Linked DNA regions of Mus musculus: all the other regions are linked to region 2. A link is a loop called in an ENCODE intact Hi-C map of the cell type or tissue named here. Cell type or tissue: left cerebral cortex. All regions are shown on one strand. Region 1 overlaps Gpc6 (glypican 6). Region 2 overlaps Gpc6 (glypican 6). Region 3 overlaps Gpc6 (glypican 6). Region 4 overlaps Gpc6 (glypican 6).

What was found. A loop is a pair of places that touch in the nucleus more often than their neighbours do. Peaks named below come from ENCODE experiments on the same cell type or tissue, not always from the same donor. Only the 100,000 strongest peaks of a DNase experiment are listed, where the experiment ranks them.
Region 1: a loop joins it to region 2, with 2.1 times the contacts of the local background. A loop is called at or near these places in 2 of 42 quality-filtered maps.
Region 3: it touches region 2 in a loop (2.1-fold over the local background); 2 of 42 quality-filtered maps call a loop at or near these places.
Region 4: it touches region 2 in a loop (2.7-fold over the local background); 2 of 42 quality-filtered maps call a loop at or near these places.

Annotation. Positions count from the first base shown.
Region 1 is chr14:117,885,091-117,893,090 of GRCm38, forward strand. It overlaps Gpc6 (glypican 6), which reads left to right. Exons shown (of 9, transcript NM_011821.3): 6 at 3,432-3,575. It overlaps Gm52110 (a long non-coding RNA gene), which reads right to left. Exons shown (of 3, transcript XR_003951109.1): 3 at 7,905-8,000. Among named protein-coding and RNA genes, the nearest start is that of Gm52110, 21 kb to the right of the region's middle. In left cerebral cortex, a CTCF peak has its summit at 4,771; DNase peaks (open chromatin) are centred at 5,686, 5,879, 6,583 and 7,136; H3K27ac peaks cover 1,607 bases.
Region 2 is chr14:117,807,286-117,815,285 of GRCm38, forward strand. All of the region lies in intron 4 of Gpc6 (glypican 6), which reads left to right. Among named protein-coding and RNA genes, the nearest start is that of Gm52111, 29 kb to the left of the region's middle. In left cerebral cortex, no CTCF peak of the experiment used is centred here; DNase peaks (open chromatin) are centred at 651, 3,223, 3,804, 4,192 and 1 more place; H3K27ac peaks cover 220 bases.
Region 3 is chr14:117,935,088-117,943,087 of GRCm38, forward strand. The region is part of intron 6 of Gpc6 (glypican 6); the gene reads left to right. Among named protein-coding and RNA genes, the nearest start is that of Mir6239, 15 kb to the right of the region's middle. In left cerebral cortex, a CTCF peak has its summit at 3,801 (motif pointing left); DNase peaks (open chromatin) are centred at 3,681 and 4,593.
Region 4 is chr14:117,919,340-117,927,339 of GRCm38, forward strand. The region is part of intron 6 of Gpc6 (glypican 6); the gene reads left to right. Among named protein-coding and RNA genes, the nearest start is that of Gm52110, 14 kb to the left of the region's middle. In left cerebral cortex, CTCF peaks have their summits at 2,265 and 4,560; DNase peaks (open chromatin) are centred at 2,013, 3,766, 4,511 and 7,586; H3K27ac peaks cover 317 bases.

The sequences.
Region 1 (8,000 bases), 78 kb after region 2:
TTTCATCTAACATGATAAAACTAATCCACATGCAATTACAAATAAGTCATATCTTTAAAGAGGTCATAATTACACTGATCATGATATAACTGCCCTTGTATAACCTCAAACACATAAATTTTAGAATAGGTGGCAATATCCCTTAAAAGTCATTCTTTCAGTACCTCAAACTTAAATGTGATAATGAATAGTATTCTCTTAATTGATATTATATTATATAACAAACAGAATGGAGAAAACACAAATATCTATACAAGCACATTCTTAACAAAATATAACAGAAACACTCAACATTGATTATAATGATTTTGTCTGCAACTGATCACACAGCCTTAGCTGGTATTTATAACTACCTTCCTCTACTACCCATTCTGTATTTCCTCCACCCTCAGCATGCACCTCAGCAGGGCTTGCCTCTTTGCCTAGAAAAGTGACCCATGCCTTCATTCCTGAGGGATCTGTACTGTTTGTTACTCTGCCTGGATTAGGTTGTTGTAGATTTCCAATGTCTTTAATCACAGGACACGGTAGTACCAAGAGACACCCTAAAGGACCTCCTGCACCCAGACATAATCATTCTACCTCCATTGTGGAGAGCCAATCCAATTCCCCCTTTTGTAATTTGGATCAATCACCCCTCTTAGCACTCTTATTACTTTCTTAGCCTGTCAGTTAAGGGCATCAGAATCCCAAAGCAGCCGGGAGAGGTCTGAGCTTCTAGTTCAGTGGAACTTTGGTGTGTCTCTAGGCAGAAGCATCCACCCTGACACACACAGTCTTGAACAAAACTTCTAGGCCAGGAAAAGGCTCAAGGAACAGGAAGCAAAAGCTATTCAGTTGGTCACTAGGGGCGATAGCGAATGAAACTACTCTCTTTTCTACTCCTTGAATCCTGAACCCATGGATCCTGGCTATGGGGGAAACTATACCACATATTGGATGCTGATCTAAAGCATAGTCTCTCTTCTGGAGAACCCTGCCCCAGGCCTCCACATTGCTGCCACCTCATTGGCGCTGTAACTGGGCCTTCAAAAGGCCATTCCATTTTTCTATCAGGCCAGCTGAATCAGAATTGTTGAGAACATGGTAAGACTACTGGATTTTTAAATTGTGGGCCCACTTTCACACTTTGCTAACTGTAAAGTGAGCTCCTTGGTCAGAGGCAACACTGTGTAGAACAATTTAATGGTGAATAAGGTATTCTGTAAGCTCCTGGATGGTAGTTTTAGCAGAAGCACTATGTGCAGAAAAGGCAAATCCATACCTGGGACAAGCGTTGTCTTATCCACAGAGGAAGTGGTCCAGTGTGGTCCACAAAGTCACTAGCTAGTCACCCTGATGGGATGGTGCCATATCTGGGACTCAGTGTTTGTCTCTGCTCTTGGCATATCTGGTGCTCAGCAGCAGCTGCAGCCAGGCTAGCCTCGGTGAGAGGAAGCCCATGCTGTCAAGCCAAGGCATCACCCCCACAGGCCACCCCAACTACCTTGTTTATGTGCCCATTTGGGCAACAACAGATTTGGTTGGGAAAGAGGCTGACTGTCCACAAAATGTATCATCTTATCTACTTGGTTGTTGAGCTTCTCCATTGAAGTCACCTTTTGAACATTTACATGAGACACCAGAATCTCCAAACCCTTTACCCATTTGGAGAGATCCATCCACACATACTTCTTTCCCAGATGTCTTTCTCACCAATTTTCCAATCTTGCCCTTTCCCAGTCCTTTACTATTCAGCCAATCCATTGGCCCAGAGTAAGTGAACAATTGCCCATCTGGGCATCTCTCCTTCCAAACAAAACATATGGTCATGTACTCTGCCCCAGTTGCTGTCCACTGTGAAGATTTTCCTTGACTTTTGTTTTTCAAGGTTGCCCCAGAGAGGAGTTGTAACGCTGTGACTGGCTGTTTTTGAGTAGTGCCTGTATCACATGCAGAGCCATTAGTAAACCATGCCCTAGAATTCTCTTCCTTATTCCAAAGACCCAGTCAAAAGTGAGTCTTATTAATTCAAATTATTTAATTGCCCCCCCTCAAAGATCCCTCACAGGTACACTCAGCCTAGAGGGTTTTACTCAATTTCAAACGTAGTCAAGTTGACAACCAAGAAGAGCTGCACAATTTCCTGAGAGTCTAGGAAAGGTATTATCTCATGATAACTGGCACAGAAGAGAAAACATCTAGAAACAGAGAAGGAAGTGCTCCCACACCAACCTGAGTGGAATCACTGTGGAGACAGATTGGCAGCTCAGTCCCTAAATTCATTACAATAAGCTGTGTGATTTCCCACAGCAACCACAATGGTGACACAAACAGCTGTCAACAACCAAATTAGAAGAAAATACCAGTGTGTGGATTTCACCCAAATTTGCTTGTCTTATTTCTGCACCATTGCTCAGGAGAATATTTTCAGAAAGTTCTTCCCGTGAAGGGGTTCCTTTTCAAGAGAGAGCCCTTCAAGCCATTTGACCTTGGTATGCTTATGAAATACAGTTTTCATGTTAGATAATATGGATCCAAAATGGTAGTTTATTGAATCCCAAATTCAAGTATAGGAAAGAGTCTGTGACATAACTGGCTTAATCCTGAAATCTATTATAGAATGAAGAATCTATTATAATTCCCATGTTCAATAGCCAATTCCTGATATTGGTATAAGTTATTCTCGATATGGCCATGCATATCTGAATCCTAACTCCTAAGGGAAACATGGGGTTAGAGGCTGCCGGATAGAATGTGGTCTGGAAGCATGTTCTAATTTGTCTCAATTCAAGAAATCTTATTTAAGATCTGTGTACTTGATGAACATTGAACTCAAGAGACCAAACTCAGAGTTGAATGAAGTGTGTGTTAAATGTGTGTTATCCCTAGGAGACACATCACTTCCTTCCTGGTGGTGATAAACTGTGCGTAAGCCCTGTCTATGCCAGGGACCCATTTATACAGTGAAATCACAGTTTGAGAACATGGGTTAAGTAGACCACAAGGAGGGTTATTCTTTATGCTATAACATAGAGGCTAGAGTGCAGAGAGCCTTTGGTCACTGTTTCCTGCCAACATGCACATGGAGCTCTTAGCTTGTTTGTTTATTTGTGTGTTTGTTTGTGTGTTTGAGTTTTGCCACATTGTATTATGAATATTGATTTGGGGTGTATCAATAAGTTTTCAGTAAGAAGACAGATTTGCAAATATAAAATCTGTGGGTAATGATGACCGTGGTAAACTGTGAGTAGGGCATGCACATAGCCACTCCTTATATTCGTGTGACAATGACTTCCTATTGGTGTTGATAGCTTTACATTCAAAAAAGTAGGAGGCAGAGATTTTGGAAGTAAGAATTTCAAACAAAATGCGAAGAGTGCTGTATTATTCTCTTTTTGATTGTGGGTTTAATCTAGGCTTGATTTTGACCCTTGCTCTGATCTTCCCAGGTCTTTCAGGGCTGTGGCCAGCCCAAACCTGCTCCCGCTCTCAGATCTGCTCGCTCAGCTCCAGAAAATTTTAACACCCGTTTTCGGCCCTACAACCCTGAGGAAAGACCCACAACTGCAGCGGGCACGAGCTTGGACCGGCTGGTGAGTGCTCCAATTGCTGCCTGTGAGGACCAAGGAGGCCCTCTCTGCCACCCAGGTCTTTTGCTCTGTAAGGGCCGGGCTACGGGCTTCCTAAAGGCTGAAAAGGCTATTGTCCAGTGTCTGCTCCTGGTTTCTGTTAGAATGGTGTGAGCAGTAAAAGATTCTTTTTTTTTTCTTTTAGATCGTGGATTTGGTATATAAGAACTCTTAAAACTATTAATCTACTAGTGCATTGCCTAAAATTCCAACTTCATATTTCTTCAAAATATGACTTTGAAAGCCCGATTGCTGCCCGCCCCCCATGCCTGATTAACAGAAGCACATTTCTGATTCGCCTGCTTCATCCTTTTCTTTAAACGGTTGCTTGTGTGATTATGACATCCTGTCATTTTCTTACCATTTCTCAGAGGCTAAGTTTTCTATTTGGAAAGTCTCTTTTAGGAAGTCCCAAATTAATATTGATGTTTTGTGTTGTTTCCTAGATGTCTACTAAAAGTTGGGAACTTGGGGCTATTTAAATGTGTCAGGGACTGGGTGATTTTTATGTCAGAAAAATTTATCTGGTGATGGCTACTATATGCATAATAAATATAATTTTAAAGTTTTTTTTAAATGACATAAAAATCAAGAGCTCCTAATTTCAAAGAAATATAGCCTGATCATTTCCAACTCAATACCTTCACTTCATAATGCTATAAACAATTTATATACCCTCGTTGTTGTTAGTGCTGAGAGTGTTGCTTTGCCAATTATCCTGATGTAAAATTAACAGATAAAACCTTTCAGGCCATACAGCATTTGAACCACATCTGATTGTGTCATATAAACTCAATCTCGAGGGCTGTGGTTGGTGAAGTCCTTTTATTAGTCACTGTTAGGAATGGCTTTATAGTTTTAGTTAATACCCCTTCTGTTGTGTAGAACTCAGAAGATTAAATTGGTTGTGTTTGGCCTTCCTGTAAGTACATCTCAGCTTTTCTCTCTATAAAAGAAAAACATCAAATGTATTTAACAGCATAAAGGTCTGACCATTAAGTGTCAAAGTGAAAGGGGACTTCTCATTAGCTGCTAAATTATGCCTTGAATTTATTGCCCTTTATTAGCAAATGAAACCCCTCTTCAGCCCAGGTTTTAGAAAAGAAGCCATATTTGTGACTTGCTTTGACCTGTCTTTCCTTACTCACTGCTGCCCTCTATCACGTTTCCAAGAAAAATAAATAAATTAGTTACTAATTTTCTTTTAAGGAAACAATTTTACTCTGCCAAACAATTCGGTGAACCTTTCTCAAGAATGTTAGTTTTCTTCAGAGTGCCCTGTTAATCTTCTAACTTCACAAAGTACTCTGCATTCTCTATGCAGAAACATTTGGGAAGCATAGATTTAATTTCACTTTAGTAGTGTGAAAGCCACCGTTCAAGGAGGCTAGGCCCTTCAAGGTTTCTGGGATACGATGTGAGATGAATCTCTCATGTACAAAATTGTTCCCACAAAGCACAGTATTGTGTTACACAGCTCAAAACTTTCACAAGAGTAAACCTCTTTCTCACTAAGGTATAAACGAATAGAGCCTTTTAAAGAACAAGAGCATCTTAGATACTTGATAAAACTGCATTACATTTGGATACCATATTGATATCTATGATAGTCACCTAATAGTTTTCCTTTGTAACAGAGAAGCATCCCCTAGGAGAAATGGACACATACCCTTAAATGTGGAAAATAAAATGGGAAACAAAATCCCACTGCTTCACACAGTACTATTGCCAGCCCCAGAGCCCTGGTACCAACCCAGGAGCTGACCTGACTGCACAATGCTTTCCACCAGCAAAGCTACCGACTCCCTACTAGGTATGACTTCAGGCTGTGCCCATGAGAACTGCAGTCTCAATTCACACTATCTGTTATAAAATTCTGATTTCTTTTCAAATTTGAGAACCAGCCATTTGTAAATCAGAGCCAGCCTCCTTCCAGTTGGTTTCTCTCCTTCACTCCTAAAATCAAACATTCCCACATCAAAAGATGTTCCACCGAAGTTATTCCAAAGACGTAGACGCTGAGCCCGAAGCTCCCTACACAGCTTGCTCTGCAGCCTCTGGCCTCCCCAAGGCCTTTTCCCTTTAAGCTGTGCCTGCCTTTTACACAGAGGCTCAGCCATCAGGGGTGGTCTTTTATGGGCCTGTTCCAGGGGCAACCCTGTGAGTTATCCAGATGGGTCTGTTCTCTGTGATAGCCCATCTCCGCTATTTATAAACAAATCTTGAGATAACTACTCCTGTCTTAGCTTGGCCCTGCAAAGATGGTTCCTGAATATTCATAAGAAGTGTGTGTCCCAGAAAAAAGAGGATAATTGGGAAATATTTCTGTTTCAGCAGAGGAAAATGTTTTAACAGCCAACATCAATAGAACCCACCACTTACCTCGCCCTGCTCACCAGAATGAAAATAACTTCATTCTGATGCTGGCTCTTGGGAGGGAGGGATGGCTTCTGGGCACCTTTTAAATTAGTGCCTGTGGTATTGACTCTGGAATCTGTTGGTAAATGTTCTTATGTCGGTTATTATAAAACTGTGTTTTTATGTGCGCTGGTAATTAAGGGGTTTGTTTTAGAACTTAAAGTCCCAAGCCCCAAGTTGATGCTAAAATTCGCAGAGGAGAATTGGAAAGAATATGGTATCTTAAAAAAAAAAAAAAAAAAAAAAGCTCGGTCCCCTCGTTAAGGACTTATAAATTCCCATATCTTTCAGAAACGGTTCTATTTGTTCTTCGAAAGTTGTGTGGGCCTAAAATGCTCTTGACAGTAACCAGCAGCCTTCAAGCATGCTACCCTTGAGTCATGCTTTGTTTTCCAAAACCAAATGATTGTATTTGTGTAAATCCAGCCACTGATAGAGAGCTGACTTTGGGGGAAATATCAGAGTCCTCACTGCCAACAGCCGCATGTCATTGCAGCTGCTGCCAAGGCCCTCAGCTGATCCCGCTGACAGACTGGTCTCAGGGCCATAGCTCAACCCAGCAGCTCCCCTGTCCCCACAGGCTGCTAAAGGTTTCAAGTTAAGTGGGCCGGGGGTCATTATTGGCACTCTTAAAGCGATTCGTTCTCTTCTCCTTTTCCTAAATTTATCCTCTGCGGATTGTCTTAAATGCTTTGATGTCAGGCTAGGAGTCTAGACAGCTCCCACTCGATGGAAATATCAGGTACAAAACTAAATCATCACAATGTCACCGGAGTTCCCAGGTCTGAGCACGCAGAGGTGTTGGACATTATCCTGCTGAAAGGCAATTAGAAGAAGGGCTCAGGAAATCAGAGCACAATGCTCTTGCTCCCGAACACACTGAGGCAGGGACTGTCCATTACTTACAGCAGCTTTTTCATTAGGGCAAATCTGAACTCTAAATTACAGCCCTTAGAGGAATGTGGTTTATATAAAAGTCAACCTTAAAAAAAAGACCTGGAAGTTAACTCACCACCTTGTGATGGTTTAATCCAAATCAACTCCAGTAAGTATCTCACCTTCTGGATGTCACTGTATGTCTCTGAGTCACTAAGAATGTGGGCGGGGTAGATGGAATGTCAGCCAACTGATGCATCTACGCTTTGTGCCTATGCTGTGCTATGATGTATAAAATAATCTCTTTCTGTTTTTCTTTTGAATCTGTCTTCCTCTTGCTTCCCAGAGGACTGTGTGGAGGACCATGCAGCACAGTGTAAGCGCTGGGCTCATTCTTTTGTTCACCCCATTTGTCTGGAACGTTCCTGAGAAATGCCATCCCCCATTCCCGTGCCCCTTTATCTGGGATGAGTTGACCACTTGTTGCCCTGTTTCCTCCCCATTTGGTATTTACGATTCAAACCTGTTTGGGTAGTCTTTCCCTATGGCAAGGTTTTCAGTCCAATCTTTGTAGAACACTACCTCATTTGGTGACTGATTTAAGTTCTATTTCAATATTCAGACTATTGTCTGCCTGAAAAACTAGCTCATCTCAATGGGCTATCTTGGCCTTTTCTTCTTGTGCTGGAGAATTATTAATAAAATAATAATTAAAACAAACATGGACTCTCAGGCCCAAGGAGCTAATTTTTCCATTAGCAGGAACATAGAATTTAGGGGCTTAAATTAGTTTATGGAATAAACCGTTTTCCCGCAATATGTTTCATTGTTGTTCCTATTTTGAACGTACTAGGTGCATTGTTTTCATTTGGTTGGTTTGTTTGAACATTGTGGGAGGGAGTACTGGCTATTGTTTTATCTGAAAGTGGCCGGTGTTGGTCTGAGGACAGAAATTCTATGTTACCTTGGCTGTTACACTAACTAAAACATTATGTAATGTGGCTCTCAGAAAGCTATTTCCTGACAATACCAGTCCTTCAAAGGACCTGTACCCTTAAGCTGGGAGTGTGGTGAATATTGTAATTCCAGTTTAAA
Region 2 (8,000 bases):
AGTGAGAGATCCTGTCTCCCTAGATATCTGGCTCACTAGCCACCACCACCACTCAGACTGAACACCAACTCTTTCCTGCAGTTCTGCTGAAACAGCCAAGAGATGCTCACCATCATTAGATGCTCACCATCATTAGATGCTCACCATCATTAGATGCTCACCATCATTAGATGCTCACCATCATTAGATGCTCACCATCATTAGATGCTCACCATCATTAGATGCTCACCATCATTAGATGCTCACCATCATTAGATGCTCACCATCATTAGATGCTCACAATCATTATGAAAGAAACAAGGGAGCACACATTAAAGCAAACTCATCAAATATTTACTTAAATTGATTTAGCTTAGAGCAAGTTCATATACATAAGTAATTTGTACTTAGTGAGAGTCAGATTCTGAAGTGAATATGGAAAATATGGGACAAGATGAAGTCTTTGGGGCTCCTTTGTAAGCATCTTTTTCCAGTTACTGAGGTCACATTCTAGTGTAGAAAGACAGACATGCACACACATATCATCACACTGTACAACTGTGTCTCACCTACACCAGGAAACTTTTGGAATTTAGCCCCTTTTTATGGATATTGCCTCTATTCTACAAGTGAACAAGGACTAAGTTAGTGATGGTGGTACTTTCCATCTTGCAGAGAGCACTAAAAAGCTACAGTGAGCCTACATCATTACAACTTCCCTGACTCCAACACCCACAGATTTGCTTGAGAGCTCATGATGCTGGCTTTTCTCCAGCTTCCAAGAAGACAGAAGATGACACAGATGGGGAATCCAGGAACATGGATTCACCACACATGAATAGTTCTAATCATGTCACAAATACTTCCCTGAATCCAAAGTCCGTCATCCAGAAGCTGTGGAATTATCTACATGTCTCCTCTACAGATGGTAATCGTGAAAGGAGAGCGATGCTTTGTGCCTCACGAAACATTGCTCACTGTGTTATCTTGTGGGTGTTTACATCCGCATGGTCAGTTACATGAACTGCTGCCACGCTAAGCAAGCTTCTCCAAACAGAAAGTTAGTGCATGAACCTTGGTCTTGTAAAAGGAAGTCAGTTTTGTGGGACTGGGGTTATGGCGCTTTGGGTAAAAGTAATTCTTGAGGACCTGAGTTAGGATGCATAGCCCCTGCATGTAAGTCAGTCATGGTGGCTAGCCTGCAACCCCATCACTGTGGAGTGCAGAGACAGGAGGACGGCCAGCATGGGCTTACTGCCAGGCACCCTGGTTTTGGCTTCAGGGAAAGAGATTTTCTCAGGCTAATAAAGCACTGAGGGATGAGGCAGGATTTTCTACCTCCTCCTCTGGCCTCTGTGTGAGCACACAGACATATACCAGTAAAGTTTGCATGTAATGCACACATATGCACATGTGATATGTGTGTGTGTGTGTGTGTGTATGTGTGTGTATATATATATATATATATATATATATGTACATACATATATATATATATGTGTGTGTGTGTATCTATGTCTATGTCTATGTCTATGTCTATGTCTATATCTATATCTATATCTATATCTATATCTATATCTGTAATCTATGGTTTTGAAACAACAAGAAAAAAATCTTAGGACCAGATAGTGAGTTATGCCTAAAACACAAACATTCTGGAAGCTGAGACAGGCAGATTGCTACAAATTCAAAACCAGCTTGTACTATGATGTAAAAACATGTCTGAAACAAAACAAAACAAAATTTAGTATGCATTAATCCCTCACAAGAAAGAAAAATAATGCAATAAAGGAATTGGCCAAAACACACTTTTACCTGCTTTAGATCAAGTGGATCTTTGGGTGACTCTAAAGCTCAGGTCATGATCTCCTCTTTAGGACATATATTCCAGGACCAGGATTTGAAATAAATTATACAAAGTTATGGTTTGATCCCCTGGGGAACCTAAGTTAACTCAACAAAGTCATCACTGTGGTAGCAAAAGTTTTGTCCGCACCTGTAATGTGGTCTTCTTTGGCTTAAAGTTTTCTTCGTTCTAGAAGGGCTAGGTCCTGCAGCAGTAGCAATGCAACCCTGAGACTGTGGTAGCTTTTCAGACAAATGTTTATATTCACTCAGGCTGCATACCCATCCCCTGTCATCTACATTTACCCATGTAATTCCAGAACCCAAGATGGTGAAAATACTGCCAGCCTTGAGCATGGTCAGTCACCAAGGTAGTGGGTGACAGACCCCTGTGGGATGCTACCAGCAAGTAATGGCTCTAACTAGACTTGGCATACATCATTTGACTCCCAAACTCTCAACAGCCAATGATAAGAACCCAAGACACACCATTAAAGCATGGCTGAAAGAGAAAGACCTAGGGATGTACCGCGGGCGGCATAGAGCCGATGGGAAAAAATACTAAGTGATTATATGACCGTAATCTCAAGTGTTCCATGGGCCAAGGTTAATAGAAAGCAAAAGGGGACAGGGTCCTAACAGGGCTGCTTCCGTTCCTCTAGGCAGCGGCTGCACTCATGATTCAAACCTCTGGGTGTCTAGCAGTTCCATCCTCTGCTAGATGATGCTGGTTTTGAAAACTAATGAAGTTTCTGTGACACTGTTTTGCCACAACTTTGTGATATTGAAGTGTTCCTAGTGTATTTCTCATGCGTTGAAACAGTTTTATTATTTTGCAGTAGTTATGCCATAGCATGAAGAAACCTTACAAGAATTTTTTTTTCATACTGAGGGCCTCATTCGAAAAACAGGCTTTCCTGAGAGAGAGGACTGCCTTTTCATGAGACTTTGTTTGTCCTTCGTTATAATGACAGACGCACTAGAACGAGGCCAGAAAAGCATGCTTCATCCTTGGTGTCTGAACCATGTAGACCACTTGTTTCCCAAGAGTTGAGAACACCCCAGAGGGAGGGAAACAACCTGAAAGAAAAGGAAGCTTTTATATGCTCTCTGCGTGTACACGGACACTGAAGAATATTCTCTACTCTTGGGAAACTTGCTGGCAGGAAGCCATCTAGAATTCAGGTGGGGTTTGCAGAATACCTTCTCCAACACACAGACATTCTCTGGGGTTTTAAATGAAAATGTCTAGACAGAAAAGTTTAAAGTTTAAAGGGGAGTATTTCAAAATGCAGTTAGCAAGTTTGGGAGGGGTGGGCAGGCAGCTACGAACGCCGGCGAAGGAGACACTTACATAATTTGCAGAAAACGAGACATGTCTCTAAGAGTGTTTCCCCGCTGTATTACTGGAACGTGAAAGTCTAAATATGGTAATGTGAGGCACGGTTGAATCTGGTGGGAAACAAAATGTGCTTCCTTTTACAATCCTACAGAGGGAAAGCATCTTGGCAGCTAGATGAGACTACAGGAGAATGAAGATTCATGCCAACATCAGTCTAAATTATTCTTATGGAGTGATCTTCACCCCAAACACAGGTCGCACTTAATATACTGTTACTCAACAGCCTTTTCATTATTCTTTTCATTAACTTTTCCTAATTGTTTCTAAGTATTATATGCCTTTAGTGGAATAATCTTATTTTTATGATCTCAGAGAAAGCAGATGGGGGGATAATTACAACAGGTATAAGCTGGCTCTGTGGGTGTTTGTTTTCCAATATACACGGAACCTTGGAAAGGGCTGCTTATCAAAGACTGTTTCATGTAGAAACAGCCTGGGAATACGTGTTGGTATTTCTTTCAGTATTGCCATTCAGCCCTAAATGTCTTAATTCCCATTTTACAGTTGCTCTGTGAAGCATAATAGGCACTTGAAGCACGTAGCTTGAATAGGAAAGAAACTACAGAAGCCAAGGAGGAATTTAATTACAAACTCCACTTCACCAAAATTGCCAGCAACAGACTGTGCGGCTGTGCAAAGGCTCAGGTTCAAATGGGGCAGTGTGAGGAACACATTTGCAGTTGTGAGCCTCTCCCCCCTCAGCGATACAGTTAAAAGGACAAGCTACCCCGGCTTCTGACAAGTAGGTCCCATGTGGCTTATGGTGAGAAGGAGAGATAAGAAGATGCTGATCCAACTGGGGATAAGGATGTAAATAAAAAGGTGACTCATGGCCAGAGAAGAGAGGCTCTTCAGCCAAATTTACCTGAAAACCAGCCGTGCTAGTGATGGCTTTAGAGACAAGACAACATCCTATCACGGTAATATGGTGGCGCATATTCCTTAGTGTGGAATGAATGGCATCCAAGTCACTGTCACAGGAAGATGTAGGAAGAAAGCCAGTGGAGGCTTCCAAAGAGTCTGAGTTTGGATTTGGCGGGGGTAAGGAACTAGAAGACTCTGAGCTTCTATCTCTTCGGTGGGAAAATTGTTTTGTGTCTTCTCATAGAACTACTGGGAAGAATTGCCCACTAAAAAGACTGAAAACACTCACTCCCTTGATTTAGCACATCTAGAAAGAACATCTAGTGCTGACATTCCTTACTTATACATCCCTCATGCCAACTTAGGAGGCTCTCCAATGCCTTCCTGAACTTCACACAAAGAAACGGAGGCCAAACAGTACACTGAAACTATGTGAGGAGTTGAGGAGTCGACCCACCACGGCTATCACTAAGATGGTAGATTCTCTCTCTCTCTCTCTCTCTCTCTCTCTCTCTCTCTCTCACTGGCCCTGCATGGGCCCATCTGTGATTCTAGAAAGCCTGTAGGGCAGGAAGAGTCTTTCTATCACCCCTTCATTTCTCAAACAATTCCTGGATCATTGTCATTGTTCCACAAGCTATTTCTTTTCATTTTGTGCACTTAGTGGGGAATCCGCACAGAACTGTAGGGGACTTGTCAGAGTCAGAAGCCGAATCCATGAGCTAACACCTATTGCTTTAGGCCTAGTGATCATCCACGTCTCTAAGAAATGGTAACAGAATTACAGATAACCAGCCACCATGTCTTCAAATGCTCACCACAGAGAGCAGCATGTAAGTGCAGAGTAGACAGTGAATGATCGGCAGTAAGTATGGCCTCCCTTTAGGAGTAATCTTCATGGCATACCGTATAACAGCAAAGCCCATTGAGTCCTCACAATAGCACAATAAGAGTGACATTGTTATCTCTGTGGTTCCGATGAAGACGATGAAGCCAGGCTGGGTCAAATGTTAAGGGAGAAACAGATATGAAGATCTTCCTAAACATTCCCTGGGACTTAAGACACCAAAGAGATACTTTTAAAAGTGTGTACGGTAGCTAGCTGTGTCCCTATAGATATGTTGTCAGAACCATGGTTGAAATGGTCTCTGTTGTGATCCTTAGAACCCAGAACAAACTCTAGACTGTGATAGGTATTTTGGGAAATTTCCAGTAATTTGTTGAGTGAGTGAGTGAGTGAGTGAATGGTAGTGATCGCCATGTGCATGTCACTCGGTGGATCCAGTGGGACCACTCCAGGGATCATCAGGCTGGTGGCAATCAATCACAAAGACTGTTTGCTGAGACAATTCACTACTGCAGAGACAAGGAGAAATCAGCTATAAGAACGGCAGATGTTGTTAAGTAGGAAATTAAACCTGGTCATCTCGGCCACTGGCCTTGGAGGCATGGTTCAAAGGCACACACTCAAAGACAATTGGTAGTGTGTGTCATTGCTGCACTGATAAGCTCCAACAATAAGGGAGGCATCGAAAAGCTTTTATTTTCTGATTTATTTACTGTAAAAATGTTTCTGCCCACCAACAAGATTCAGAGAGCAACTTAATAGGCATACGGTTATTAAAAATTAATCCCAAATGCAGTTATCTGAGGGTTTTCTTATTTTACTGATATTAAAATTGTACACAGATTTTCTGAAGTATTTTCAGCCTACAACAGATCTCAGAAAACAGTTTTCTTATCATTAAAGTGGAAGCTAAGCACTGTGGCAAGAAATGCTCTTTTCCTACGACCAAGTTCTCTTAATCTTGGGGTCAGAAAAATAAATGCCAGAGGAGATAGCACTTTTTATTTAATAAAGCAAAATAGAAATGAAGTGATCTGACTGCTAACACACAAAAATAAAGCATCTCTTTTTACAGTTTTTATTAGACCGTTTGTTTTAATAACATTTTTAAGTGAAGTTTCAAAATATTTCTGCCCTTAAAAAAAAAAGAAAGAAAAAACAGAAAACTACATAAGAAAGATTTCAAAGGTCCTAACAGCCACTTAATATCTACGCCGAAAGCACTGGGCACGTTGGGAAGGAAATATTTTTTAGCTTTGGTGAATAAAGAGCAATTTAAAACAACTACAGAGAAGGTATTTTCTTGGCAAGCAAAGAACTCTGGCAGACAACTGAATTTCTTTACTAATATGGAGCAACAGCCTGCTTGAAACCTGCTGCTCATGGTTTGACTAGCCCATTCATTCCTAAAAATACCTCTTTCATAAGACTATGTTTAGCTGTTCTCACTTCAGATTTAAACAGGAACCGATAGTGCTTCTAGCTATTTGCTTTCTTCATTTGAATTTTTCCCCTTAGGAAAGAGACTATCCTGCCATGCCACTGCACATGGGGGCAACACCCAGCACACACAGCAGGCTTTGCGCGGGCTCTGCCACCCACACACTGGCACTGACAGGAGAACTCAGACCTGCTTTGAGAGCTGTTTGCTTTTGAAGCTTATATAAGTTTTTAAATAGCGGAAATGTGCGTTTTTGCCAAAATAAATCTCCTGTCTTCAGTAGTTTTTTCTTGCATGTTTGATTTTTGTCAAGAATTGTGGAAGTCAACACCTTATCTAAAAACCAGTATTGCCAAATCCGTAACTTTCCTGGTTTTCGTTCCTTTATCTTTTGGATAATTAAAGCAAGTGTGAAGAGCTAATGGTTTTAATTCAACCACGCTACATTTCTTTTGGATTCTGTAATGTGCCATAAATTTGCATTAATGATCACCTGCTCCTGGAACCTCAGAAGTGTGGGCCTGGAAGATCGTCTACATGTTTTATGGGCCTCGAGGACCCAAGTCTGGTCCAAGGTGGACGCCTAGTCAGCCATCACTGGGAAGAGAGGCCCCTTGGTCTTGCAAACTTTATATGCCCCAGTACAGGGGAATGCCAGGGCCAAGAAGTGGGAGTGGGTGGGTAGTGGAGCAGGGTGGGGAGGGTATAGGGAACTTTCGGGATAGCATTTGAAATGTAAATAAAGAAAATATCTAATAAGAAAGAGAAAAATATATTTTACCAACCAACCAAATAAATAAATAAATACAGTGTTAAATATATATATATACAGAGAGAGAGAGAGAGAGAGAGAGAGAGAGAGAGAGAGAGAGAGAGAAATAGAACTCAGTGGCTGACTGGTTGTTGCAGACCTTGGCTTAGAGACCAACCAGTCAGGACAGATGCTAACACCTACACTGTTCAGCTGTGGTCCAGGTAAAAAAGCACATTTTAAATGCTATAGGAATTCACAATACCTCAGGTTCATGATTTTTTTAATATAGAGTTTGTATAGGCGGTCAGGCTGGTCAAGTTCGTATTTCCTTTAAATGTTCGGTGAGAAATATCTATGCTCCGTGATCTACCTACCCAGTCTCTGTCATCTTAAACTCCACGCAGCCTTGAATATCGGAAAGCCAGGCTGTGCTGGACTCTTGTCTGAGTATAAACAGTTATGAAATGCCCAGCATATGGACCTAGGAAGATCTCAGAGCCATTAACCTGGCTGTCAGTTAAGCAAACCATCAACACTTGCCTTCTCCTTGCTGTGTGTTTTCTGTCATGTGTCCAGTTCCTCAGAGGCCAGGTGTTTTAGAGGCTGTGCTCATTCCTAGTATGAGAGAAGGTCAGGCTCCGAGTCTGTGCATGGCATCCGTTTTGACAGGAATGGTGTCGTATGAGAACTGTGGCTCATGTGTATTACACAGTAGTCTACAGCCCCCTGAGATGGATGCAACAGTACTTCTACAAACAGGAAACCTGAGGCTCAAAGACATATAGCAAACAGAAAACCCAGTTTTAAGCCCTATCCAAGGTACTCATTCTTTTTCTTGCAACTCAACATCCTTCATGTTTCCTGGAGA
Region 3 (8,000 bases), 130 kb after region 2:
TTCCTATATAACCCAGGCTAGCCACAAATACTCAGTCCTCAAGGACTAAGATTACAGGCTCTTGCCTAACATGTCCTAGCCATTTGATCAAAAAAAAAAAAAATAAGTGTTTGTTTTTAAAAACTAAAGACCACTTTGGAATTTCCACGGCTTTTTAATGCATGAAAAATCAGAAACCAAGCCTTCCCAAGCCTTTCCATGACAAATGGAGAGTTTTCCCTTCAAGCTACAAATACAGGTAGCTCTGTTTCAATGACAATGATTTAGACTAAAGATAATGACAGTTTGCCATATAGAAAATAATTTTTAAAAAAGGTAAGAAAATGAAAACTCTCTTTAAAAGTTAGCTTTCCTTTTCTTCCAAGATACAGTCATCAGATTGGGGACTCTCTAGGCTCTCATGGTTAGAGCCTGTCCCTGCCCACAAGGTTTGCACTCCACTCTCACTCACTAAGCTTACTCGTTCCTGTCCTGTACTCCCCTGACTATCAGGAGTAACTCAGGACTCTTCCAAAAGGACCAGATAAACAACTCAAGATCGAGGCTAAGAAGACGCAACCATGACTCTAATTATTTACACTCCGTGCCCCTTGTGCTGAGGTTTTGTAGTGGAGGAGTGATGGTTATTCTCAAAGCACCATTGCTTAGCGACCAAATCTATTAGCAGCAAGCCACTGGCACTTTATCTGTAGGATTCCAGGGTGCTTAAAATACTGTTTTTACACTTATCTGCAATGAAAAGGTGATTTCTCCAAGTGCTTAGGATTTGGCCGGATCAGATTTTTTTGCCTGGCTCCTCAACCTTATTCCCAAGTACAGTGTTGTAGGGAAACGCAGAGCTCCGTCGGTCCCTGCAGGTTCCTGCGGCAAGGTGGTGAAACTTTTGTTTTCTTTACTACTTTCCATTTCATAAGAGAAATCGTCTCCAGGAGAGGACTCTAATGCGATTCCGTTAGATGCAGTCCATTAAATATGTGGAGCTGAGTTTCCAGCCTCCCCCTCCAACCCAAAGGGAGGGCTTTTGCCTTTTGTCATGGAAGCCCCAGGGAGGAGTTGGTCTGTGCTGCTTTATGAATTAAAAATCCAGAAGGGGAACACATTTTCCATCTTAAAGCAAGAAGGGGCTTTTAGAACTTCCATCTTGGGATGCTACAGCAAGGGCCTGGCAGGCATTTACAATGTTCTCAGTGCAGAATGAGAAAACAGAAATTATCATTGTTGCTGATGTTTAAGAGCTAATAACAATAGTTTAAAAAGAAGAAGAAACAGCAACCTTGAGCAAAGCATGACGCGCTCGGTAGCCGAAAGGTGAAGTCTCGAGAGTTCAAGGCAGTCTCAGCTGTACTTACTGTGAGTTCGAGGCCAGCCTGGGCTGTATGAGACCATCTCAAATTAGCAAATAAATCAAAATTAAGAAGGATAGAAAATGGAAGGAACACAAGAGATAAGATGAAAGGAGATAGATGATACATAGACGGATAGATAGATAGATGATAGAGAAAAACAGATGAACTGAAGTACAATCATAACCCATTGATGTGCAAACAAGAAGAGCAACTGGGCAAATAGCACTTGTTCGTCCTGTTTTTGGACCTCCAGGGAAGAATAGTCTGTTAGCCTTCAAGCCACATGGTCTTTCATTTGTATGGAGCCTTCTAACAAAGAATAAGGTTAGAGGTGATGAGTAACTATCCACGTGGTATTATAAAAAGTCCAAATTAACTAGTTTGGAGAACTACTAGACTACGTGTGGGGGAAAATACAGAGAATGATCTTGGATTAATCACTTGGGGGAGGGTGTATAGGTTTCTGGAACACTGGCTCTCCCCCGCCTCACCTGCAGTGTGGTTTCCAGTCCTTTTTAAGACCCCAGGGCTCTGGAATGCAGCAGTACTCTGTAGCCCCTGCCCTGCTGCTGGGGTCCACCTAAGACCCATGCCTGCTGATACCCAAACTCCGATGTGTGTACCACTGGGCCAAGGCTGGCTGATGACATTCCTCATGGTTCCTCTGGGGAAGAGATGAGCGAAGAAGAGCTCAACAAGATGCCTGCCGTACAGCAAGTGCACGCTGACTGACGTGACACTAAACCAGTGTCACCATAGATCTGTGCACATCGCCAGTCACATGTATTCCTGCTGGGATCTGACAGGATTTGACCATCAGTGCTGTTATCTCCATGACAGCAGCATCCATGTCAGATCCTGCTTGTGAACCTCAGAGAGACCCAGCAAGATCATAATGTGCTGAAGTTGAACTCGGCCAGCCTCTAAGGGCACACAGCTCTGGACAGGGACACAGGCTTCACCTTGAGAGCTTTCAGGCCTGGTGTGTGTGTGTGTGTGTGTGTGTGTGTGTGTGTGTGTGTGTGTGTGTGTGTGTTTGATGGTATGGGTGTTTGATGAGGAATGTACTGCTGCAAAGGCTAAGACATTCATGTGGAGATCAGACGACAACTCTGTTGAGTCAATTCTTGCCTTCCGACTTTATGTGGCTCCAGGGATCAAACCCAGGCTACGTCATCCGGCAGCAAATGCCAGTGTCTGCTGGGCCATCTTGCCAGCTCCAGCATGTTGAAACTCTAAACAGTGTTGAATAACAAACACACACATTTACTGTTGCCTTTGGTCCTGCAAATTATACCGTTGGCCCCAAGAACAACCAGGTTTTTATAAATACCAGTCACAGCTTCTCCTACCTAGGACATTTGCAGGAAGTGTTTGTTGAATTCAACTGACATTGGCAACACATGAAACTCATTTATCTGAGGCTCGATTTAGAAGTCAAACATCTGCAGGAGCTTGTAGCATTACCTAGTCGGCAGGTCAACAGGAAGGATCTGTGACAGCCATATGCATTCCAAGGAAATTTTGTAAATGTGGAGTGGACATAGCGTGTGTGGGACATGCGTTCATCATTCCACACAAGAAGATTGGTAAAATATTTAAAAATTATTTTTGAAGCAGGTTTAAAGACATGGTGTTAAAAATGTTAGCGAAATCACTTGGGAAAAGGCGATTTCTAATGTTTTTAATAGTATCCCAGTTAGCAACTGATTTTAAATACTTTCTTGATCAACCTAAAAAGCCATTTCAAGGGAAAGGAAATAAATTATAGTGCCATTAACAATCACCCACTGTAGAAGCGCCCATTATACGAGAACCTTCAAGCTTTCTTTTGCCACTCTGGCTCTAAGCCTCTTTCACAGAAATAATCAAATACCACCCTTGATTTCATTTGGAATATTAATGAAATTGAAATAAGCCGCAAATTTCCCTTTGACTCATTAAGTTAGAAAGTCAAAGTGCTAAAAATATACACTTGGGCTTCAAAATAGACCAAAATGGATAGCTGTAAAAAAAAAAAAAATTGTTTTTCTCTTCTCTGCAAGAATATAACTTAAAGTAAAAAGACCTGTTGGGAGAAATGTGAGCTGGCTGTAATGCCGGATTCGGCTCTCCATATAAACACATGTCTATATTCGTCATGAAGCTTTCCTCCTCAAAAATATCTTAGAACTTGTTCAGTCAGAGCAAGTATCAATATCATAAAATTTCACAGCCCCCTTTTAGAACTGTGGCCTTAACATTTTGTAAGGAAATAAAGCTTTGGTTAACCTTGGCTCTGGCAGACCTCATTAAAATAACAGCCTGTCAGTTTCAAGTTTAAAATAACAGGGTTGTCAGTTTAATACGCAGCTGAACAATCTACAGTTTTATTCCCTGGGACAAGGTGGGGGGGGGGGGGGGGGTAAAGGTTGAACAACACTGCCATCTGGTGGCCACTGCCAGTGTGGGGTTTGTTTTATTTATTTATTTATTTATTTATTTTTAAACAGCCTGCAAGAGAAGTTCTCTTGTCTTGAGAGGAAAGGGTGAGCTGTCAAGCTGATTTGCACAACTCTTATAATCAGTTGTTTTGTTTTGTTTTGTTTTACTTTAAATTTGTAAATAAACTTGGTCCAAAATGTACTTATGATCCCCAACTACAGTGACTTGATAACACCCTGCTCCTCCATGGAACTGTAAGGCAAAAAGAATATTGAACAACAACAACAACAACAAAAACTTAAACAGATTTCCCCAGATTTCCCTATATAAGAACTCCCAGGGTCTGGAGAGATGGCTTAGCAATTACGAATCTTTGTTGCTTTTACAGTCCTGCCGTTGATGTCAGGAAGCTCACAGCCACCTTTAACTCCAGCTCTAGAGCTTCTGCTGTCCCCTCCTAACCTCTTCAGGTACCTCTAAACACACACACATACACACACTCACACACACACACACACACACACACAGAGAGAGAGAGAGAGAGAGAGAGAGAGAGAGAGAGAGAGAGAGGCAGGCAGAGGCAGGGAATTAAAAATAAAATACATCTTAAAAAATCTATTTTAAAGAACACTTTTATATGCTTGGTGGCTCGTCACAGGAACATCTTGCTGGAAGTTCATCAAACTATGATTGAACCTTTACTAGATGATGGTTGTACTTCAATAAGAAACAAATAAATGTAAGCCAAAAAAAAAAAAAAACCCTGTCTGTAGGCAAAATAGTGACAGATGTCACAAGTCTGAATCCAACATGTTCCCATTTATGTAAATGGAAAGCATCCATCCTGGAAGGAGGAGGCTGGATCGCATGCGGCACCGACTGCAGCCCGGTTCTAATTCTGTGATTTGCTAACGCGCTCTGGACAGCTGACCCAGGGAGCTGTGGCCATCCAATATGGCAGCCACCAACCTCTTGTGGAGATGTCTTAGACTAAATTGAGATTGACTGTAAGTTTATCATGTAAGCCAGATTGCAAAGACTTAGTACCAAAAAGAGCATAGCATGTCCCATTGCTCTATGATAAAGCCCATGACATCTCAGGTATGTTGGCTTAAATCAAGTATATTATCTATCATCTATCTTTCTTCAGACGGGGTGTCACTATGTAGCCCTTGCTGGCCCTATGAGAACAACCTAGCCTCAAACTCAGAGAGAGCCCACTGCCTCTCCTTTCCAAGTGCCAGGGTTAAAAGCACACACCAACATGCCTGTCTCCAGACAGGTTCTTAAAATTAGCTTCAATTTACTTTGTCATTACATGAGCTGGAAATTTATAAATCACATATGTGTGTGACATCTGTAGTTCGCTTTATACTTCTAGTGAGCATCGCTATCTTGAACGCCTGAACACTCCCCGCTTAGAATGGTTCTTTATGCAGTTTCCAGGGTTGTTTTTCTCACGCTGGAGCTGTAGATGGGTTGCCTACATCTCTGTACCTGGTAGAAGACAAAATGTTCCCATGGAGTCTATCTTTAGCCCCTTTGCCTGCTCATAACGTAAAGGTGAAAGTTAAGTGCTCTGGTGTCTCGTGGATCTAATCATACGAGGCGTAGACGATGCACCCTGGCTGGTGCCCCATGGGGTAAATTGGATCTTTAAGATACCAGATGGCTCCCAGGAACAGGTAATTTACCTCACAGGGGTAAAAGCTTGATTTCCAAGAAAGAGTGCAGTTGAGTCACCCTATGCCATCTGTCCCTGAGGTGATGTGTCTCCTTGTTAAGAACTTCCCATCTCAAGAACCCTAACAATACAGTCACTTGCTAAACTCTTAAATGCCTGAGTGAGGCGTGTTTCCAGAAGGGAGGAAATCTCTTCCATTTGGAAACCAGTTCCGAGTGAGATTAAGCAACTTTGCCAAAGTCACAGAGAAGCATGCATACCTCCATGGTTTTTCTTGCATATAGGAGACACTTCACATCTATGAACTCTCTCAGCTCAAGGGTCGCGTCATAGACAAATCTTTTCAGATCTTCTGCCAGCAGGCGCTGGCTGGTCCCTCAAGATCCAGTTCAACTGCCTGCCACCCCTCCCACTTCTTCCTTTATAATATATGTCAGGTCTTCTCCTCACAGGGCCCATGCCTTAAACACAGAGGCCATTTGCTGGTGATCTTTGTGCTCCATGGAGCAGTCAGTGGATTGAAGGCAGGTCTATGACTTGTCTGTTAATGCATGCTCAGGAACTTGAAACACTCAGGGCACTGTATATTCTACACAGGTGTGTGTGTGTGTGTGTGTGTGTGTGTGTGTGTGTGTGTGTGTGTGTGTGTCTGTGTGTGTGTGTGTGTCTGTGTGTGTGTGTGTCTGTGTGTCTGTGTGTGTCTGTGTGAATTCATCCCCCTCTCCCCAGCTTTGTAGAGCCTCATATGTGAGCTAAAGCTTATATATCAGGAGTGCTGTGGTTCCCACTCCTGGATGTGTGTGTGTGTGTGTGTAGGTGTATGTATGGAGACTAGAGGGCGACCATGTGTGTGCATTTATGTGTATGTGGGTGCACATGGAGCTGGTGCATGTGGAGGATAGAGGGTAACTAAAGATGTTACCCCAAGAATGTCAAGCTCCTCTTGTGACATGGAGTGTCCCAACTGGCTTAGAACTCGACACCTAAGACAGATGTACTGAGCAGCACACACCTGGGTCTGCCTGTCTCCACCTCCCTGGCACTGACGTGTTAAGGGTGCCACTGTACCTGCTAGGATTCTCATTTGGATTCTGGGAGGCAAACCCAGGCCGCCTTGCTTTGGAGGCAAGCGCTTGCCAGCTGAGCCATCTCCCCGCAACCTCCCTTCCTTTTTAATTAGCAGACACGCATGTGATATCCTGGGTTTCATTTCCTGAAGATGAAATTTCAATATTTTAAAAGTAACTTCTGGAGGTTGTGTGCTTAGCAGAATCATTTTTATGTCTGTCACATGCAGAAGTAGAAATTGGGCCTCTGTTTCAATCTCCTGAATGTCTCCAAAGTCTCTCTGAAGGAGCTGCACGGGGGAAGAACTAGTAGGCAAAGAAAATTTTTCAGCAAAACTAGATGCTCAAAACTTTCAAGCTTTTTCTACATTGACAAAATCATTAGTTTCCTAATTAATCCCTAGATTGATCTTATTCAAAGTGCCACTCCACAGCTATGACCCCGTTGACTGCAGTAGGACATGGAGAAACCCATTCTTTGAACCACGGAGAACCTCCCCAGATTGCCATTCCATGATTACAGCCATGTCAGAGGGAGCAGAGCTCAGGTTTAAATACTAACCTGATTCATGTGCCTCAGAAAACTGATAAAATATTGAATTCATTCTCTTTGTGTGAGACTGCACCTGAGATCACACTGTCCGACATGATGAAGACCGCATCTCTAATAACCTAATTTACAATCCGCTCTTGTCACCATTCACAGATCATGGCAGCTCCTTGGAGATGTCTGTGTCTACTCAGCCAAAATCATGTCAACAAAATGAGCAAGGCCAGAGCTAGCAAAGAACAGACCTGTTGTCCAGAGCAAAGAGGAAGAGAAAAAAAGGCCACTCAGAGCAGGGATGAGACACAGATCAGAAGGGAGTGCACCTGGGAGAGAAAAAAACCAACCATGGAGCATGAATGTGCAGGAAAAGCAAGAGCCATGGGGCCTCGAGTGTAAGTGTCAGGCAGAAGAAGAGGGACTCGCCCCTGTCTATGGCCAGGATACCCATAACAATGCTCAGAGAAAATGAGAGGAGAGAAGAGGTCCAGCCAGACACCAGTGTGTGTCACAGTAAGGATTTAAAAGGAGTCTAGACAAGTCTTAAATTGTGAATCTTCTAGAACCTTTGGCGCATAGGAGCTCTTCTTTAAAATTTGACAATTCAATAAGAAAATCACTCCTTGAAGTGGTTCATAATTTTCACTCGTCAAAAGCAAATGATGTCGTAATTAAGAGGCTACTAGGCAAAGCGGCCCTTTGATTTTGTGTGAATTTCTGGGGACTAAATGATGTCCCTTTTCTCTCGACTGTTGAAGTTAATTGGTATTAGCTCAAGGTCCAATTGTGTGTTTTCTCAAGGACATATGGCACTCTTTTTACATTATTGCCTGGAACATGAGATCACAGGCAACAAGGCATAATTAGAACATTAGGTACAAACATAAAATGTGATCATTTGCTGTCTTTTCTTTTTAATCAAAAAAATAATA
Region 4 (8,000 bases), 110 kb after region 2:
GAAAGACATAAAAGACAGTGTCAGTCTTCTAGATCTCGGTGTCTACATCTACCCATAGGTGTTTGGGTGTCTGGAATGGGAAGAGTTGGCCATTGGCAGCTGGGGGAAAAGAGAGATGAGCTGTAGTGTGAAGAAGCCTAATTGTGATGTATTCACTCCGTGCTGAAGATAATCCACCTGAAGCATGTAGGCTGCTTTTTATCTGCCCAACTTCTTGGATACCAGCAAATTAGGTCTATCTCTCCACTACCAAAGAATTAGAAATTTAAGAATAAAAACCCAAAGGGAAGCTTCGGGGCTAAGGTGAGATAGTTCTACACCTGTGATTTGCATCTGCGTATTGGAAGGCGTAGCTCCCTGGGATTCTTCGTTTGATAGTGTTGTGTTGTGTTGTGCTGTGATGTGCTGTGCTATGCTGTGCTGTGCTGTGCTGTGATGTGCTGTGCTGTGCTGTGCTGTGCTGTGCTGTGCTGTGCTGTGCTGTGCTGTGCTGTGCTGTGCTGTGCTGCATCATGTTGTGTGGCAGGATCCTATGTAGCCTGGGCCTTGAACTCCCTATGTAGTTGAAGATGACCTTGAACTTCTGACTCTCCTTTCTCATGTGTGCTACCCATGCTTAGTCCATGCAATGGATGACTCCTGCATCCCGCTCAGTTTGCATGTCTTTTTTTTTTTGAAGGTCATAAAATTACATTCATCTTAAACATAACCAACGGCATATATATGCTATGATATATATCCACATCTATGAACACATCTCAGTATGTGAGTCTTTATGTATCAGCCAAATAACAGTTCAACCCAACCATGACTTTTTATAGTGCCTCATTACAGATGTTCTGAATCAGTCTTCGTTTTTCAATGAATACCTCAGGTGATGTTTCTCACTTAAACCTTAGATAGATTGATCTAAAGCATGAGAGAACACACTCAAGAACTTGTATGTATTTCATTCCAGTAGCTAAGAGTACATACTTTTGTTATTTAACATGAGACTGTTAAGGGTTTAAGTTTGTCATTACCATTCCAGAAAGATATTCCGAAGTCTTAAACCCCATGACCTATGATTGACACCTTAGCTGAACTCCTCTTGGGCAACATAACTGTACTAAGATGAGGTCACACTGGAGCAGCCTAGACTCTAAGCTCAATGACTAGTTTGCCAGTAGGAACAAGCAAATCCAGACCTAGACACCCAGAGGAGATACAAAAGAGCAGTGGGTGAGGATAGGAACAGAGATGTAAGGATACAGCCACACATCAAAAGGGATGCCAAGGATTTGCCAAACACAACTTGACTGGAAAGCAGGATGACAGAGCCCCTGCCTTGGAATCCACAAGGAGCTAAACTGGCTTCCACCTCAACTGGAGAGCATGCACCCAGTGCCTTGGAAGATTGCGTATCTGATAAGCCTAAGTCACCAGTGTGGGACTGGGAGGATGTCTCCTGTGAGACAGTACTTGCTTAACACGCATGAAGATCTGTGCTCACTACTGAGATGACCTAAAAAGCTAGTCATGGTGACACACACTTGTAATCCTAGCACTGGGGAGGTAGAGACAGGTGGCTTCCTAGGGCACTGTAGCAGAAGTTAGCTGGCATATCTCAGGCCAGTGAGAGACTGTGTCTCAAAACGTGCTCGTGCACTCACACACACACACATACACACTCACAGACACACACTCACACACATACAGACACACACACTCACACACACAGACACACACATACACACACTCACACAAACACACTCACACACAGACACATACCCACAGATACACACACACAGTCACTCAAACACAGACACACACACACATACACACACATCACAGACACAGACACTCACGCACATACACACACGTACCTGCACCCATGAGAACACATTTGCACGTGAACAAAGTAAGTTGAGCCCCAGCGTGGTGCTGTTTTTGAAGCCGCCTCCTGCATCTTAGCAAAATGAGCCTCACTTCTGGACGCGCCATCAGTTCCTGGCTCGGCACTGTGAGGTGCAGCTGTCTTCATGTGCAGCTGATTTTTGCCTGCCATTCTCCCAGAGACGATTTGAGGGATTGTAACATTCATTGGGTGGCCAATGTCACTCTGAAGTCTGCGGGTTTTAGAAATTAAACTTGAAACCACGTCTGAAAAATCTCCTGTCCTGCCAGAACTGATTAAAAGTGGGGAAGAAAAAGAATGGAGCAACACAGAGCGGATCACTGTCATTTCCTCCGGATTACGTTTCCCCCGTGTGGCAAAGAGGTGTCTGTCACTCAGGGATCGTCTACTTAGAGGGCAGGCCCAGTGAAGGTCATTTTGGATTTTATTGATTCTATGGCTCTGGCATTACTCATAAGGATTTACGGTATTTAACCCACCAGGAGAAGCCATGAACTATAAATGGCTTCCCATTTGCCAGGAAAGCCTGCATTTCATAAGCGACACCAGCTATGTGGTCTCCCTCACAGCTGTCTCTAATGAAAGCTTGTGACCCCAGCCTCTGCACAGAGGACATGGCCTCTCTTCATGGAGCTGACCCCTCCTTTGGCTCCAAACCAGCACGAAGTTGTTTAGCTTACTAAGTGGGCTAATGCACGCACGGGGAGATGTGAAGGGACACATCTCGTGGGCTCTCGCTGATCGCTACGTCTGTCAGTACCCTCCACCACCGAATCTGGAAACAGGGAAATGAAAGTTGAAGAGCGTGAAATAAGGAAAATAAAAAGTAAGGATGAGGTTTGATGACCTGTGAAGGGGTCTCCTGAGTACCAGGGGCCCGAGACGCAACCCAGGTGAGAGACATGGCTGCTGAGAAGTAAGTCAACGACTGAATTCTGGGAGCTCGTTTGTAAATAAAACATTCAGTTCTCTTCACTGAGAAGTTTTCATCTCCAGACTAGAGTTAAGGAAGTTTTAAATACACGGCTGATGTCTATTGATAGTGTTCTGGAAGCAACCCCTTGTGAACCCAGGACTAAAACAGACCCTGAGGCAAAAAAGGAGGGTTTTTGTGTTTAAAAATCAACACTATTGATCCCATCATTACTTAAAATGTAGATTTTTTCCAGCACAGATTGTTTGCGTTTATTTTGAAATATTTTAAAGATTTCATGAAGATGGTGTTTCTCTTGCTGTATTGAGTGTGGGTCTGTGGCTCACCTTCAACGACCCTCGTTGAAACAGAGCCACTAAGCTGACTCTCCATGTGCTCTCCTCTTTAGAAACTTAAAGAAACATTTTAATAGGAAATGTGAAGATTCCGGTCTTGATGAGAGTGAATTTTGAGGGGCAGGTCTGTCCTAAGAGGGGAGCAGAGTCCTGGATAAGCCCAAAGTGCAACAAGGCTCTTCATGACAAGGCCTGGCTGTCAGGCAAACCTTTCTGTAGTTCCTTTTCCCAGAATCTTGTCATTTACAATGTGCTATGCTCACTGATGCTATCAAGCACCCCGAAGCTTCATAACACAGATACTGTCGTCATGGACTTCACCGCTGGCTACCGTGAGTCAAGGTTGTATGTGCATCTGACGAGTTCCCTCCCAGGACGTCTGCAGCCAAGTACAACAGAGCACGTGTATTATTTTCAGCTTTGGTCATTGACAAAGCCAACGGCCATTTACCCTTTTCTTTGTCCTCACGCCTTATCACCAATATGCAAGACTGTCTCCACGTGGATTAAGATGACGAGACAGCTCTCTGGTATTCGCTCACAAGCAATCCTAACAACCCAGCAATTCAAGCTGGAAAACTGTGAGTTCAAGGCCAGCCACTACCCTCCACCCTTCAAAACAAGTACACATCGCAAAGACTCTATCATAGAAGCACAATGGTCTATGTTCTTCTTCCACAAATTCTGAAATCAATCCATGAGCTAAGACATTTCCCTGCCTGTGTTCCTCACTTTCAAACAAAATCGATTCCTATTTTATCTCAAGCTCTCAGAACATTCCAAGGAATTTCCTTTTTTGGGGAAAATATGAGATCCTAGCAGTCAAACCAGGTTGGGATTCAAAAATTAAATATTCTTAAGTTGGTACTAAAGTTATTACATTTATAGGAAGCAAACATATTTATAGAACCTCAGACATTTGAAAGAGATAATAAAATTCACCTAGTTTCTAAATTTAGAATCTGCTAGTGAAAAGCTCTTTGTAAAATCATTCCAAATGTACCAACTTGTAACATCCTAGAAAAAACCTGCCGGCCAATCTTTTTCATCTTTCTTAACCTAACACCGTGTACTGACATTATTTTTTCCTAATGGTATTTGTTGTATGGCTGTGTTCTCTACTGTAAGAAAACGGAGATTTTTTTTTTTTTTAAGAAAAATTCTATTTTGAAGGTTCGGGAAGGAAGCAGTACTTGCTTTGCAAAAGAATTTAATTTAAATAGCAAGCTCCCTCTCAGTACGTAAAATATGATTCAATTTACCAAAATGTTACTGGTGCATAGCAGAGAACATCCTGTTCGCCCACTGTTCTGTGGGGCTCCCAGCTCTGCACTGTGAAAGAGAGTGCCCATTGTAAAGAGACTGTCCTTCACAAGAAGGGACATAGTGCCATCTATGTGCTTAATGAAAAACATCTGCATCCACGTTTTCTGGAGCTTAGACAGACAGGGTCTCTGGAGACCATGAGGCGTTGCTGCAGACGGCTGGCTATCCAGTGGTCTTCGCAACATTTACATATGGCGGTTGGCTCCTGCCTGCTTAGGACACAGGGTTGTTTGTCATTTTCATATATTTTACTAAGGAGTTCTTGGGTTTCCTACGGATGTTTTAACAAAGCTGAGCAAACCAAGTGGCTGCCTCCCTGATCTGAAGGCTAGCATTTTGAAATGAGCGTGTCGTCTGAACTCATCTTTCTCTGTGTCTCATACCTTCTCCCATCTAGCTTTGCTGGCAACGTTGGGCTTTTCTTGACGAGCCATGGCCATGCATTGGTTGGTCCACACAGTCATAGGTTACTCCCTGTCCCCATCTGGGTATCTGATCTATGTCTCTTTTTGTTTTTAAATGTGGTACTTCAGATTGAACCGAAGGCCCGGGCCAAGCTAGGGAAGCATTCTAGCACTGAGCTACATCTGCAGCTATCTTGGTATCTTCTAAAAACAGTGCTCAAGTGGTATGCATCTAACCCTCCAGAGACTTGAGGCCTCAGGGAGTGGGGAGGCCTGGCTGGGTGGGGTTCGGGGGTGTAGACATCTCTGAGATGAGGGAGGAGGAATGGAAGGAGGAATTGTCAAAGAGCAGACCCTGAGGGGGTTTACTTTAAAAAAAATTAAAGATAGTTTTTAAAAAAAAAATCTGAGTACAGAGACAAAGAGATGTCTCATGTGCTGCAATTTAAAAATTACAGAATTGCCAAAAATAAAAGCGCACTTGACTAGAGTAGGACCCCTTCTAGAATAATTACATCTGTAAAAGACCTTGTCTCCCGATAAAGATGCATAGTGCAGTCCTAGAAATGAGGGCTTCCACATGTCTCTAGAGAACACACTTCAGCCCACAACAGGCTTTTGCCAAGGTGAAAACTGTTGGAGCAAACAGAGCTGCTAATCCTTTTTTAAAAAATTAATTTATTTATTTTGCGTATATGAGTACACTATAGCAGCTGTCTTCAGACACACCAGAAGAGGGCATCAGCTCCCATTACAGACGGTTGCGAGCCACCACGCGGTTGCTGGGAATTGAACTCAGGACAGAACAGCTAGTCCTTAATCATCTCTCTACTGCTTTCTGACGTCCTCCTTCCTAACAAGGAAAATCCCAACGAAGATGTCAAACGCTGGTGGAGGAGAGAAGCTCAGGTAGAGAGGAAGGGGCGCATGAAGAGTGTTAGGGAGGGATAGAGAAGGGCGCTGCCCATGTGGCTCAGTGTTGTGAAGCGTTGTCATCTGCACGGCCTGAGTCAGATCCCTGGCACCCATATGGCAGACGGGAGAAAGCCAACCACTGTCGGCCATCTTCACATACATCGTGGTATTCTTCGACTAACCAACTGATGGTTAAAAATAAACAACTGAAAACACAAAGGAAGCCAGCTCAGTTTGACAGTGAGTAAGAAAATGGGTAAACATAACCAAACATTGAGGAAAGGGCTGTGAGCACTGTCCCTGGGTTCTCGGTCTCACACACGTCTTCATCTGTGGCCTGAGCGTAACAGAACTGAATCAAGAGAAACACAGTAAGCCGAACTTCCCTACTTTTCCTTTTCAAAAGCTCATTTGCTTCTACTTCATCCTGCTTGTTGGATGTGAGCCTGAATGACTTGGAGATGGTGTCAGATTTGAACATTTCAGAGACACGGTTAGCACAGAACCCAAACCTTGCTCTCTGAGCTGTGTTGAGCACAGTATGTGGTCTTCATCCCTTCTTCCCACAGGTGGTTGCCTCTGGGGAGTTCTGCTGCTTTTAATGGTATAAATTAGATGGATAAAAAGTAAGAGGTTAAAGGCCAACACGTCCAGATGTGTATGCAGAAATGGAACAGTTGTCCTAAAACTCTTTTCAAATATAACCTTTAGATATCATGCAATCAGTGAAGTTGATCTTGTCATGCTGGACAGGTGAGTTTTGGCCAGCATCCTTCATTTCAGAAGCTACCCGGCTAAACATCATGGCTAATCGGTTCCCATGGGCACAAATAGACCTAGCATAATTCAATGCAAGTTTAAGAGTGGTTTGGGGAGATGAGTGGGGCAGATTGTTCTTGTTTTTCTTTGCTTTCTCTTACTGTCTGTGCACTCAGAAGTGACTGAAAAGTAGCACAACACATAGAACAAAGCATAAATATGTAGCCAAACTATATATGCTCAAGTGGAGATTTTTTTTAGTAAAGTTTGATCAAACTCCCTCCTCATAGAGCAACCAAGTAGAGGGTGGTTTGGAGAAAACCTACAGAGGCACATTAGTTGGGTTCGGTTGTTCACCAAAGAGAAGATATCCAATTTGTGAGAGGCCAGGGTTATGGTAGCCACGGTGACGTATCTCATCCATCTTCCATTACTTGCTAGGCAGCCTGGTTCTGTCCAGCCATTCATGCAATGCCAGGCACTACCAAGTTCCAGCAAGAATGCAGCCCTGGCATCAAACAGCCTAGAATTAGAAGTGTAATAGAGCTTTTACTTCTACCTCAGTTTGTTTGAGAGGGATTCTTTAACTTAGAAGTGTCTTAGGACTTGGCTGTATTTACCTGCACCACAGGGAACATCCTGGGCTCCCAAGACCTTCAGCTGCTCTCTCTCCACAATACTCTTACATAGAGATCTCGCAGTGCAGCTTTTACATCGCTGACATGCTCCTAGGCTGTAGGCTTCTGGCTCCCTTGAGTGGAGAGAATCTCAAAACCACACCTGTATCCCTGCCCATCTCCTCTGGTTCCTGTCTTTCTCTAACTGGCACTTCCTTTCCCACCTTCTCTTCCTAACATCTGGACATTCATTCTTGCAAACCCAGTTTTAGTACCTATCCCTTCACACAGTCTAGAATGTCATTTGTATATCAAAAATACTCCTCCTGCCAGTCCCTGTGGCACAGTTTCTGGACCACCCATCTGGCATCTGGCTTGTGCTAATCTCGTCTTTAGCTGCTCCTTAGTGTGCACAGCCTGAAACCTCAGTTAGAAATTTCTCTTCTTGAAACCAGTCACTACGCAGTCCTCATGTCAGAGCCTTGCGTCTCACACCTAGAGTCCCAGCTACTTGATGCCCAGTTGGAACTCCAAATTCATCATGGGATAAACCAAGCCCCTAATTACCTCTAGTGAGCACTGTACAGTGTCCAGACAACGGATCAATGCATTCCAACAGATGCCTGTATGACCAACGAGTACGTGTGCCTGCCTGACAACGTGGTGAAGAGAGTGGAACAGCCTCACGGTGTCTGACTGAGACCTGTGAGAAGAGCAAGCTTCCTAGAGGCCAACTCACCCAAGGAAAACCTCCAGGGTTAGCTTTGAGTCCTCTTCTTCACCACCCAGAACCATGCAGTTTATTATAAATTC